Linked DNA regions of Homo sapiens: regions 1 and 3 are each linked to region 2. A link is an interaction called in ENCODE POLR2A ChIA-PET data of the cell type or tissue named here. Cell type or tissue: MCF 10A. All regions are shown on one strand.

Region 1 (2,500 bases), 140 kb before region 2:
CCCAAGCGGCAAGAAACTGCTCTGCTACAAGGACGCTGGCAGCCTCCAGGACGCGTGCCCTGACTCGCCCTTCACTGGCTCCCAGGCAGGTCCGGTAGCTTCCCTGCAGTAACTCCACTCTCAACAGAACTGCTATTTAACAAGTGAGTCTATGCAGAAAGAACGGAGGGGTGCGGGGGGTGTGGTTTTTCTTCCACCCATGACTAATGAAGCAGAGATCACCCAAGCACCCCAACTGGTCAGCCTCAAGACCCCAAATTGGCATCTCACTTCCTTGACATACACGCAGATGGACACACATGAGAGACCCCTGCCGAGTGTGGCGTGGGCCTTTACAAGCCTATGACCCTCCAGGGTCTTGACTCAGCTTGTCATTAGTACAGCCAGAATACCAGTCCCGTGTGCGCTAGATGATATTTTTAAAAATCAGCAAAAGGGCTTAAGCACGTGCTTCCAGGGGCCTATTTACAGTTCACAGGTTTGTTAGTTCACGCATTACAGTAGTAGCTCCATCAAAAACAGGCTCAGCTAGACATTCAAGTAACAAAAGCGCTACAGGGCCATGAGCCCCAGCAAGGTCAGGCCTGCCCAGTGCCTGCAATGGGCAGCCTCACCTGGAGGCCGAGGGGAAGCCCAGGACAGCCAGGTCCCCGGGCATCAGTGCATGCGATGACGAAGCCCGCAGAGGCCATGCCAGCAAGTGTCAGCCCTTCCTCTCAGACAGCAGCGCATCCGTATGGTTTTGCCCCTCCCAGCGCCTCTTGGCCGGCTGCAAACAGGACCAGGAGCCTTGCATCCTGGCTCAGCCGTGGACTTCCGGGCCGTTGGGAGTCATCAGCTTGGCCTTTCTCTCCACGCACGGTCCCTTGGCCGAATACTGCACCAGCAGGAAGGGTTCCTTGGTCTCCCCATCCCCCACGATGCTCTCCTCGTCCTCTGACTGGCTGATGCGCTGCAGCCGCAGGTAGCACCAGCAGCCCAGGATCAAGGCCCCCAGGGCCGCGATGGCAATGAGGATGACGATGACTGTGACCACGCCCGTGGTGGGGCTGTGGTCCATAATAGACATGGTCAGTGCTGGGGGCTTCCTCGGCTGGCAGCACTTTGGGGGTGGCCACTCAGTGAGGCTGGAACTCAGGCTGGACACGGGAGTCCTGAAAGACAAAGCAGGTTGACGAGCTGCGGTTAGCACTTCCACGGGGTCTATTTTTAATCGTTCTCAGACCTGCCCATCCCACCCTCACCCTGACAAAAAGCATGCTGGCCGGCGTTCGAAGGCGTCTGCTCACCCACGCTCACCCAGCTCCTGTTCATGACCTTTGAAACCCCGAGTGCTGCTGTACCAGGCAGGTGAGTCACCCTCGCTGGCGGCAGAGCCGGGAACACTGCGACAGCGACAGCTGCAGCAAAGGATGCCAGAGGGCCAGACATGGTTCTGGTTCTTCAGCTGAAGGTGTGCCTTCGGGAAGCCCAGCCCCAACTCAGTGTTCATGACCACTCAGGGACTGAGGGCAACTGGGGCCTCCTAATGGCCAGAGATGGGGGTTTGAAAGCAGATAAATGGCCAGGTGCAGTGACTCATGCCTGTAATTCCAGCACTTTGGAAGGCTGAGGCCGGCAGATCACTTGAGCCCAGGAGTTTGAGACCAGCCTGGCCAACATAGTGAAACCTCGTATCTACTAAAATACAATAATTAGCTGGGCATGGTGGCACATGCGTGTAATCCCAGTTACTTGGGAGGCTAAGGCATGAGAATTGCTTGAAGCTGGGGGGCAGAGGTTGCAGTGAGCCGAGATCTCACCACTGCGCTCTAGCCCTCCAGCCTGGGCGACAGGAGCAAGAGTCTCTTCAAAAAAAAAAAAAAAAAAAGAAAAAAAAAAGAAAAAGAAATGACAATGACATCAGTCCCTCTCCCAAACAGACATCATATACAGAACAGGCAGGTCCTTTGGGGACACCTGTGAGAGGGTGTACTGGACAACAGCCTTTGTCACCAGGCACTGCATCGGGCCTGGGAAGACCCCTGGAACGCGGCACACCATCTGAGAAGGAAGCTGGGCGGTAGAGTCCCTTGTGTGGTTTGGACGGAGGCCAACCAAGGAAGCAACAGGGTAGAGTGTCCCGGGAGATGGAGACAGGCACTTGGGAAAGCTTCGGGGAGGCAGGGAGGGTGAGACAGAGGCTCCCTCCCTGATGGTGCTTAGCATCTAATGCAGGCGCCAGACTGTAACTGGTTAGTACCCCAAATGCCGGTCACTCACAATACAGGGTGCCATTGTCAGGAACACAGCAACCAGGTGCCAAGATGCTAACCTGGGTGGGCAGGTGGGAGGCAGGGAGGCGGTGCTGATGGGGAATAGTGTTCCTGGCAGGGGGCACGGTGAGGGCTAAGGCTCTGAAGGCAGAGAGGGTCCCCCTGGCAAGTGCCAGGAGTCGGGGCACCAGCTGATTTGGGTGGGAGCGGGGATGAGGCCCCTCCCAGGCCAGGCCAAGCCTGTG
Region 2 (2,500 bases):
TAAGCTTCTGGATGCCAGGAAGATAATGACCAATGACTGTAGATCACCCCAGCACAGAGCAGCAGTGAGTATCTGTTGAGTGCCTGCCATGGGCGGGGCACATTCTGTTATTGAATTTCACAACGATTCTGTAAGATGAACATCCCCTCTCCATTTTACAGACAAACTGAAATTCTGACAGGTGAAGTTACCGGTCCCAGGTTCCAAGCTGGGATTCCTCAGCTAACATGTCAATCCTCCCAGAGGCATTTGTGTTTTTGTGCTTGAACTTTTTCCTTGTTTGCACTCATAAACTACATGTTTTATTTCCCGGGCGATAGGCAGCACCTATGGTCCGCCTGTGAAAGAAACATGGGTGTTTTCAAATGACACAGAGGTGGCCACCAGCTCATCCTCACCCAAGCCAGGTGTGCTGATGCTGACCCACACCCGGGAGTCCACGATGAGAAGGGGACACAGGTGGCTGCTGCTTGCAAAATTGAGTGTCACTTGCTTGGCTTGTTCCACTCCTGCTTATCAAAGCTGAATATGACCTGGTCCTAATGGAGACTGGCTCATAGGTGCCAAGCCTGTGTCTCGAGGCGTTTCCTGGCCCCCTATACGTCTGCTCCTGAAAGACAAGCTTCTTTGTCATCTTTTCTTGTTTCTTATTCATAGAGATGGGGTCTCACTGCGTTGGCCAGGCTGGTCTCAAACTCTTCATCCTCTCACCTCGGCCTCTCAAATTGCTGAGCTACCACACTCAGCCTATTTGTCTTGCTTCTGATCTGTCTTCCTGCACTAGAAAGTCAGCTCCTTGAAGGCAGGGGCTTTCATCTGTCTGATGCTGTATCCCCAGTAAACAGTGACTGGCACACAGTAGATGTTTGCATTTCAGGAGGGGCCCGAGATCACTCTCGGCCTCTATGGTTTTCTAGAAGGAATCACAGAGCTCAGAAAAGACATTGCACTCATGGCTGCTGTTGATTACAGGGAAAGAGAGTAAAATCAGTAAAGGGAAAAGGTGCATAAGGCAGGGAGGCCAGGCACAAGCTCCCAGATGTCCTCTCCCTGTGGACTCGTGGACAGTACTTATTTCTCCCAGCCATAATGTGTGGCAATGTGCACAGAGCATTGCCAACCAAGGAAGCTCACCAGAGCCTTGTGTGCAATGTTTTTATTGGCAACCAGTCATGGCCAATGGCCCATAGTTGACCTCAGTCTCCAGCCCCTCCAGAGGTCATGCTGGTATCACCTGGCCCAAACCCCCCACCCTAAATCATGTCATTAGCAGAGACTGGCTGGCGTGGTTCCAGGCCCCCAGGTAAACAAAGACACTGACATTACCATCAGGCAGCACATTCCAAGGGCCTGGAGTTTCCTTCCAGGAGCAGGACAAGGTTAACTTTTTTTTTTTTTTTGAGACGGAGTCTCCCTCTGTTGCCTGGGCTAGAGTACAGTGGTGCAATCTCGGTTCTTTGCAACCTCTGCCTCCCAGGTTCAAGCAATTCTCCTGCCTCAGCCTCCGGAGCAGCTGGGATTACAGGCGCACGCCACCATGCCCGGCTAATTTTTGTATTTTTAGTAGAGACAGGGTTTCACCTTGTTGGCCAGGCTGGTCTTGAACTCGAGACCTTGGGTGTTATGCCTGCCTTCGCCTCCTAAAGTGCTGGGATTACAGGTGGGAGCCACTGTGCCCGGCCTGGGTTAATTTCTAGAAGGGGAATTGCTAGGACAGAGAAAATGTGCCTCCCCTTCCCTACCCAGCCAGCGTTTTTATGGCCACAATGTGAAGGTGTTATGAGCAATACAAAAGGGAGGATAGTCTTTGCCCTTGAAAAGATTAAATTGCTTGAGTTTCACGTACTCCAAATATGAAGTGATCTACCATTCACCTTTAACCTGCAAAACCTCAATGTGCTGTTTCCTCTTTCTTTTCCCTGAGGGCCCATGTCCTGTTTCTCCACTAGTCGCCAATTACTTCATCCAGGCTTCATGGCCTTTTCACTTAATTTTTAAAATTTCTTCTTCTTCTTTTTTTTTTTTTTTTTTTCGGATGGGGTCTTGCTCTGTCTCCAGGTTTAAGTGCTGTGGTGCGATCTCAGCTCACTGTAACCTCGGCCTCCCGGGTTCAAGCAATCCTCCTGCCTCAATCTCCCAAGTAGCGATCCGCCTGCCACAGCCTCCCAAAGTGCTGGGATTACAGGTGTGAGCCACCGCACCCAGCCTGAGTTTTGTAGCTTCAATTTGCATTTCTTTTTTAGTGGAGTGATCTTGGCTCACAGCAACCTCCATCTCCTGGGTTCAAGTGATTCTTCTGCCTCAACCTCCCGAGTAGCTGGGATTACAGGCGTGTGCCAACATACCAAGCTAATTTTTGTATTTTTAGCAGAGACGGGGTTTCACCATGTTGGCCAGGCTGGTCTCGAACTCTGGACCTCAGATGATCTGCCCTCCTCAGCCTCCAAAAGTGCTGGGGCTATAGGCGTGAGCCAATGCACCCAGCCTAATTTGAATTTTT
Region 3 (2,500 bases), 94 kb before region 2:
TCTCCTTACTCCCCTCTTCTGAGAACCCTCACTTCTAGAAAACCACATGCACCCACATCTCCATCACAGGCTCTGCTTCTACGGAACCTCAACTAGGATGAGGTCATGTCTGACTTCCCGGCTGAGTGCCTTCCCCAAAGTCCTCGGTGTCCTGCGGACAGAGGCTCCTTCCCTGCGCTCAGCCTTCTGAGCCTTCCTCATCTGATGCCTGTTAGGCTCCCTTTGCTGCTGAGGTCCTGGGTGCCATCCCAGCACTTGGTAAGAGGGGGCAAGCCTGAGTGCCGTGGCTTATGCCTGTAATCCCAGCACTTCGGAAGGGCGAGGCGGGAGGATTACTTGAGGCCAGGAGTTCAAGGCCAGCCTGGGCAACATAGTGAGATGCCAGTCTCTAAAAAAACTAAAATAGGCTGGGAGCAATGGCTCACGCCTATAATCCCAGCACTTTGGGAGGCCAAGGCGGGCAGATCACTTGAGGTCAGGAGTTCGAGACCAGCCTGGCCAATATGGCGAAACTCCATCTCTACTAAAATACAAAAATTAGCTGGGCATGGTGGTGTGCGCCTGAAATCCCAGCTACTAGGAATGCTGAGGCAGGAGGATCACTGGAACCCGGGAGATGGAGGTTGCAGTGAGCTGAGAACACGCCACTGTACTCCAGCCTGGATGACAGAGCAAGACTCAGTTTCAAAAAAAAAAAGAAAAGAAAAAATATTAGCCAGCCGTGGTGGCACACACCTGTAATCCCAGCTACTTGGAGGCTAAGGCGGGAAGATCCCTTGACCCTAGGAGTTTGAGGCTGAAGTGAGCTATGATCGTGCCACTGCACTCCAGCCCGGGCAACAGAGCAAGATCTTGACTAAAAGAAACAAAAAAATAAAAAAATAGAAAGGGTCAAGACCAACTTTGTTTTTTCCCTTTCATTGGATACTTTCGGTAAAAGCAAGATCTCCGGATGTCTCCTTGTGCTCTGAGAGCATCTACTGGGTGTTGATCTGGGTTGGGCGTTCTGCAAAGCGTTTACTTGGAACTCTAGAAAGAGTTCCCAGGACTCTTAGCTGGAAGAGAAAGGAGAGGAGACACGCAAACATGGAAAATCTGGGGCGGCCCCAAGTTTAGCGAGTTATCTGGGGCCACACCAACCTCAGGGCTGGTTGGGGCTGGGATGAGTCATGGCTGTTGGGCAGGATTACCTGCTTGAGAAACGAACCAGGTCTTATTTGGGTATTGATTCATTACCACAGAATGGGAAATATTTTTCCCTTCCTGTGAATCTTTCAAGGAGCAAATGTGTCTTTGTGTTCTGCAGGACTGTGCTTGTCTTGGGCCAATGGAGAATTACAGGCCTTGTTTTTTTTTTTTTTTTTTTTTTTTGACAGAGTCTCACTCTGTCGCTCAGGCTGGAGTGCAGTGACGCAATCTCACTGCAACCTCCGCCTCCTGGGTTCAAATGATTTTCCTGCCTCGGCCTCCCGAGTAGCTGGGACTACAGATGTGTGGTACCACGCCCGGCTAATTTTTGTATTTTTATTTATTTTTTGATATTGAGTCTTGCTCTGTTACCCAGGCTGGAGCACAGTGGCACAATCTCGGCTCACTGCAACCTCTGCCTCCCGGATGCAAGCCATTCTCCTGCGTCAGCCTCCAGAGTAGCTGGGGCTACAGGCGTGCACCACCACACCTGGCTAATTTTTGTATTTTTAGTAGAGATGGGGTTTTGCCATGTCGGCCAGGCTGGTCTCGAACTGCTGACCTCAGGTGATCTGCCCACCTCGGCCTTCCAAAATGCTGGGATTACAGGCGTGAGCCGCCACTCCCAGGCCTTGTATTTTTTTAAGTCTAATACATTAGTCAGGATGAATAGCAGAATGCTGCAAAAACCAGAATCCCACTGGAACTGGTTTATGCCATTGCAGAATGTATTGTGTCACTGGGAAGTGGGGAGGGCAAGAGCTTCAGGCCTGGCTGGATCCAGAAGCTCAGACCATGCTGTCAGGGATCTGTCTCCAACTCCAAGCCTGGCTGTTCTCTGTGTTGGCTTCATTCTCCAGTGGGCTTGCTCTACCTGCTGGCAAAGATGGTGCTGGGCAGCTCCGGGTTTTCATCTCACCAGCCTTGTAAAGAATTCGTCTTATTCAAGGAGCTCCAGCAAGGGTCTTGGGGTTGATTGTCATTGGCTTGGCTTGGGTCACATGCCCATTACTGGAGCAATCACTGAGGCTCAGGAGATGCTGGGTAGCCACTGGCCAGGCTTGGTCATGTGCATGACACAGCCCCTGGGGCTAGGAAGGAGGGACGCGTCTGCAGCAAAGGTAAGAGAGGCCGTCCACACCCGGGTTCCTAGGGGGATGGGATCAGACTGGAAGAAGCTTGTTTAGCCAGGCATGGTGGTGCGTGCCTGTAGTCTCAGCCACTTGGGAGGCTGCGGTGGGAGGATCACCTGAGCCCGGGAGGTAGAGGCTGCAGTGAGCCAAGATCGTGCCACTGCACTCCATCCTGAGCG

Evidence for each region. Peaks named below come from ENCODE experiments on the same cell type or tissue, not always from the same donor. Only the 100,000 strongest peaks of a DNase experiment are listed, where the experiment ranks them.
Region 1: POLR2A ChIA-PET joins it to region 2 with 10 read pairs; 8 of 35 experiments call an interaction of 5 or more read pairs at or near these places.
Region 3: POLR2A ChIA-PET joins it to region 2 with 24 read pairs; 13 of 35 experiments call an interaction of 5 or more read pairs at or near these places.

The regions. Positions count from the first base shown.
Region 1 is chr16:11,674,629-11,677,128 of GRCh38, reverse strand. It overlaps SNN (stannin), which reads right to left. Exons shown (of 2, transcript NM_003498.6): 2 at 1-1,154. The coding sequence starts at 1,069. The coding sequence ends at 803. Among named protein-coding and RNA genes, the nearest start is that of SNN, 7.4 kb to the right of the region's middle. In MCF 10A, no CTCF peak of the experiment used is centred here; DNase peaks (open chromatin) are centred at 1,458 and 2,098.
Region 2 is chr16:11,533,139-11,535,638 of GRCh38, reverse strand. No RefSeq gene overlaps it. Among named protein-coding and RNA genes, the nearest start is that of LITAF, 53 kb to the left of the region's middle. In MCF 10A, no CTCF peak of the experiment used is centred here; a DNase peak (open chromatin) is centred at 1,158.
Region 3 is chr16:11,626,881-11,629,380 of GRCh38, reverse strand. It overlaps a transcript of LITAF not described here. Among named protein-coding and RNA genes, the nearest start is that of SNN, 40 kb to the left of the region's middle. RefSeq lists an enhancer at 1,763-2,297. In MCF 10A, no CTCF peak of the experiment used is centred here; a DNase peak (open chromatin) is centred at 1,150.